2 separate regions of the Homo sapiens genome follow, and region 1 is linked to region 2. A link is a contact called in ENCODE Hi-C or POLR2A ChIA-PET data. All regions are on one chromosome and are shown on one strand. Each heading gives the region's core, a stretch centred on a gene start or an enhancer-like site at or near the end of the contact. The rest is flanking DNA. Distances are from core to core; before and after follow the strand shown. Region 1 holds the start of FCRL2 (Fc receptor like 2). Region 2 holds the start of CD1C (CD1c molecule).

Region 1 (2,700 bases), core at 118-2,617, 510 kb after region 2:
TTATAAGCAAGGCTTTAATGACCATCACATATAAATATTAGCCTTTCTCAAAGTAAAACTATGATAATAGTGAGAATAAAATGTTAAGTATCCAATTGTTAAAAATTCAATGTTAAGTATTCAGGTAAATGTTAAGTACCTGAACAGGTAACATTGAGTCTATGAATATTTTCAGTCAGTCCCTCATTTATAAGCACCTGTGATTTTTTGGTTTAGAGTTTCATCCTGCATAAGGTTCACTGATGAGACAACATCTACTGGGACTACATCTAATCAAAGTGAGCATGATAATAGGTGTTCACATAACACGCGCTTTGCTTTGTGTGAGATAACTGTATTAGGATCAGCCTGGGGTACAAAAAGCAATGCAGATTAGAAATAGGCAATGTTGTGATTACAGATTAGAAAGATGGCAATGTTTTCAGCAATATAGTGCAAGTGTTTTGAAGTTTAGTAAAATCTCATTCTAGAAAGTCATCGAATGACTACGAAAAATTTTACTTAAGAAATATGAGCTATTGAAACAATGGCCTTATTATTTTATGAACCTTGAGAAGCAATATATCAAGATAATAGGGCACAATGTTTAAGAGCCAGACTGTGACACTGGGCTGCCTGGGTTTGAATCCCAGATCTGTTACTACTAGAAATTGATTAAGCTGATCTTGGTCATTTTACTGGCTGCTATCATCTGAATGTTTGTGTCCTGGCAAAATTCTTATGTTGATACTTAATCCTCAATGCAATAGTAATAAAAGGTACCCACCTTTTATTACATGACCTTTTAGGGGTCATGAGTGTGGAACTCTTATGAAAAGGATTAGTCTCCTTGTAAAAGAGGCTTGAGGGAGCTTGTTTGCTCCTTCCATCATGTGAAGACACATAGAGGACACCATCTATGAGAAACAGGCCCTCATCAGACACTGAATCTACTGGTGCCTTGATCTTAAACTTCCCAGCCTCTTGAACTATGAGTGATAAATTTATGTTGTTTATAAATTTCTCAGTCTAAGGTATTCTTTATAGCAGCCCCAATGGACTAAGACACTTACCTTTACTAGTGCCTCAATTTCCTTATTCATGTGAAAGGGGATAGTGCCAATTCAGAAACTTGCTGAAGGTAATAAATAACTCTGTAAGCATGAGGCACTTAGAACTGTGTCTGACTCATTGCAACCCATATGTAAATGCTAGGTATCATAATGAGGGTCAAGTTACAAAATTTCTCTGGCATTGAGAGGATCAGCTATAATTGTTTTAGCCCTTCCAGGACAAAGATAATGGTTAAACATAGTGGCACTATTCTACTTCCTTTTTTGCTAATTATACAAAACCTATTCTGAAAACCACATTTCATCGCCTGCTCAGAGTCTCCAGTTGGTGACCAAGAGTACATCTCTTTTCAAATAGCTGGATTAGGTCCTCATGCTGCTGTGGTCATTGCTGGTCATCTTTGGTGAGTTCAATAATTTGACTGAGAAGTGAGGTGGCAGCTGAATGAGGTCTACTGCTCCCAAAAGGTTGGAGGTTTTATTGGAGCCCAGGGACTGGTGGGGATGCTCAGGTCCTGCCTGCAGCTTGGGCTTCAAAGGCAGATGCAAAGAAGTAGGCTGAGGACAGTGAATTTGCAGCACATCCATTAAGCATTAAGCACAATGCTTAATGTTCAAGGTGGACCACTTTTCCATTTGCTGGTCATGAATTGCTATTTTGATATCTTAGATCTCATTGAGTAATATAATGTTCTCATAGTAAAATGTTCATAATATTAGCATTTAGCAATGCCCTTCTCCTCCATGAACACCGATTATTCAATTGTTATCTATAAGATTTGGGTTCAGCAGATGCATTGAGACCCTTTGCTAATATTCCTCTGTTTAATCGTGGACAATGAGGGAGATGACAGCTGCTGCTAGAAAATAAGATTCCTGGGTGAGTGCAGTGGCTCATACCTGTAATCCTAGCACTTTGGGAGTCCAAGGCTGGTGGATCACTTGAGGTCAGAGTTCGAGACCACCCCGGCCAACATGGTGAAACCTCATCTCTACTAAAAATACAAAAATTAGCCAGGCGTGGTGGTGGGCACCTGTAATTCCAGCTACTCGGGAAGCTGAGGCAGGAGAATTGCTTGAACCCGGGAGGTGGAGGTTGTGGTGAGCCAAGATCGCACCATTGTACTCCAGCCTGGGTGAGAGAGTAAATAAGATCCCTTTCTCTATGCTGTGTAGGCACTAAATAAATATTTGTTATTGGAATACAAAGGGCTCTAACGTGAAATATGGCCATAGGAAAGAGACTGATTTGTTGATTTCTTGGAACTCTCACAATGTATGTTTCCTGATGAGCCCTTTGTGATCGTGTTGTCATGTCTATCTACCACTTGAAAAGTCAGAGTGTGAGATAGAGTGGTGGGGATGGTGGAAGGAAAATGAAATCAAGGAGAGTCACTAAATATCCAACATGGGTATTCTCGACAATCCCTTTAGTCAAGCATTGGGTTTGCAACTTGCCTTTTGACTACAATGAATGACAGTTAGATGTGTGCTCGAGGGAGATTGAATTGTTAGTAATAAGAGATTAGGGAAATAGAAAAGAAAGGGAAAATGGAAAGAAGTTTTTGAGCAATTTACCAGAGTAATATAAATTTATAAATTATGAGGGCAAATGCTGTGTGCTAATCTCTGGCTTTTGATCTCCTCA
Region 2 (2,700 bases), core at 45-2,544:
TCCTGAGCCCTGACCTCGTGCCCAGGATTGGTTGACAAATGAGAAGATCTGGATGACATGGAAGGAGACGTGTTCCTGGGATGCTTTTGGTGGAAGAAGGGCAAGTAGTGTAAGGAAAAAAAAAAAAAGAGAGGCAAGGAAAATGGAGAGAAAATGGAAGGTGAACCAGTTACCACAGAGAAACATTAATGACTACTTTAGCTATACCATTTTCCTTACACAGAGCCCCATGCTCTGCCACCATCCTCTAAAAGAGTAAACTGGACCTGGAGAGAGGTATGCTCAAATGGCAACCATTCTGGCTTCTTCATTGATCCATCTTGGGAAAGCCCATCATGCTCAACCCAGATACATGTAACCTTGCAGCTGACAGAGATGTTCATACTATCTGCATTGTCACCACCGGGGAGGAGAAGAACTAGCAGCGGAAACTACAGAAACAGCATGTCATTTGCAGTTGTTTCCTTCTCTCAGAAAAGCCATTTGCTGATCTCTGTTCTTAGCAAACTTATCCCTCTACATCTATATTCTGACTTCCTTCTACCAACAGACAATCTTCCCCATCAGCCACTGACAGCAACTAAGACAATCTGCTTCCCTTAACCTTAGGCCTCCTACTCAATCTCTCATTTCCCCATCTGCTCTGAACTAAAGTTACTCTCTTCCCTTAGGATTTTAGCTGCTCTCCCACTAAGCTCCATCTTATCTACTTCCCTTCCTCAACTGCCTTAGACAAAGTGGTGCGTGGCATTGAAAGGTTGCTTCATCCCTCTGGACCTTGCGTGTCATTTGTAACATAAAAAGGAGAAACCACATCATTTTCCTGGGCCCTGATTGTTTTAACGGAAAATGGAGAGGAAATGGAAATTGAACCAGTTACCACAGAGAAACATTAATGACTACTTTAGCTATAACATTTTCCTTACACAGAGCCCATGCTCTGCCACCATCCTCCAAAAGAGTAAACTGGACCTGGAGACAGGTATGCTCAGATGGCAAGCATTCTGGCATCTCTATTGATCCATCTCGGGAAAGCCCAGCACACTCTACCCAGATACATGTAACCTTGCAGCTGACAGCGATGTTCTTACCGTCTGCATTGTCACCACCTGGGAGAAGAAGAGCTAGCAGCAGAAACTGCAGAAACAGCATGTCATTTGCAGATGTTTCTTTCTCTCAGAAAAGCTGTTTGCTGATCTCTGTTCTTAGCAAACTTATCCCTCTGTACCTATATTCTGACTTCCTTCTACCAACAATCTTCCCCATCAGCCGCTGACAGCAACTAAGAAGATCTGCTTCCCTCAACCTTGGTCCTCCTACTCAATCTCTCATTTCCCCACCTGCTCTGAACTAAAGTTATTCTCTTCTCTCAGGATTCCAGCTGCTCTGCCACTAAGCTCCATTATATCTACTTCCCTTCCTCAACTGCCTTAGACAAAGTGGTGTATGGCATTGAAAGAAAGGTCATTTTGTCCCTCTGGATTTTGCATGTCATTTGTAAGATAAAAAGGAGAAACCATGTCATTTTTTCAGTTCCTGCTTGTTTTAATAGATCACAGTTCTTCCAGTTTCTCCACTTAACTTTGCCTCCACTCTCCATAGTGTCCCCTCTTCTCATCACTCCATTCTTTCTTTCCCCCTTTTGAATGTCCTCAAAGTTTTCTCTTTCCAATTTCACCTCTTTTCACCCATCTTTCTTATTTCCTCATTCTCACTGATTCTTTTATAAATTGGAGACGTTGCTTTTTACATCTTCCAAGATTTCCCTGCACAATTATATAAACTACAGTCCACTCTACATTATCCTTAGAGATTAAATTGCAGCCATTCAGAATGCATAGGACCATAACAAATATAAAGAAGCCCTTCTACTGCATTTAATCTGTATAGTCATTCACTAAAAAATTACATAGTACATGGTTGATACCAGTGTCTTACTAGGCATATAAACACACAGAGGTTAACAATGTAATCTCTTCTATCAAAGAGTTTTAAACTGCAGATGTTTAAACAAAAAATTAAAATGCATTGTGATTTTAATTTCAATGTATAGAATCCCAGATACAAATCTACTTAGAACTATATTCTCTAGAGCAGCATTTTGACTGACTAACCCCCTGGGAAGTTCATAATTTGAAGTCCTGGAAGAACAGCATGCATCTCAACTAAATACTGAAAATTCTGTACAGTGTGGAATGGTATACGATTGTGATAGTCAGAACATGCAGCTTTTCAAGAGGACTCATACATGGGGAGACCACAAAAATCCAAATTTAAGTTGTTTTGTGATCTGACCAAAACACATTGTATAAAAAGGGCAGCATTTGTCAATGTTTGATTTAAGTAGTTTATATGAAGTATTCAGTGACTTATCAGTGACCCTGGCTGGTTAATATGTGTAAATACATGAACACAGTTTTTTTGAGATCCAGGAAATACATTTATTATTATAGTGTTTCTTAAATCATATTAATTATTCACTGAATGCATTGGAGCAGTCACTTAAAATCTGGGCATGAATTTGTGCTAGGCACAATGACTCATGCCTGTAATCCCAGCACTTTGGGAGACCAAGGTGGGAAGATCACTTGAGCCCAGGAGTTTGAGACCAGCCTGGGCAACAAAGTTAGACCTCATCTCGATAAAAAAATTAAAAAGTTGGCCAAATGTGGTGGCACATGCCTGTAGTCCCAGCTAAAT

What was found. A loop is a pair of places that touch in the nucleus more often than their neighbours do. ChIA-PET counts read pairs that join two places held with the same protein, here RNA polymerase II (POLR2A). Pooled maps may share reads with other maps.
Region 1: a loop to region 2 is called in a map with no recorded cell type, with 7 times the contacts of the local background. The contact joins the promoter of FCRL2 here to the promoter of CD1C in region 2. A Hi-C loop is called at or near these places in 8 of 37 single-sample maps with no recorded cell type and 5 of 50 pooled maps. POLR2A ChIA-PET finds 5 or more read pairs at or near these places in 1 of 52 experiments (PC-9).

What each region holds. Positions count from the first base shown.
Region 1 is chr1:157,775,799-157,778,498 of GRCh38, reverse strand. FCRL2 (Fc receptor like 2) reads left to right here and starts at 1,367. Exons shown (of 12, transcript NM_030764.4): 1 at 1,367-1,456. The coding sequence starts at 1,426.
Region 2 is chr1:158,288,517-158,291,216 of GRCh38, reverse strand. It overlaps CD1C (CD1c molecule), which reads right to left and starts at 1,294. Exons shown (of 6, transcript NM_001765.3): 1 at 1,092-1,294; 2 at 1-83. The coding sequence starts at 1,152. It also overlaps a transcript of CD1B not described here.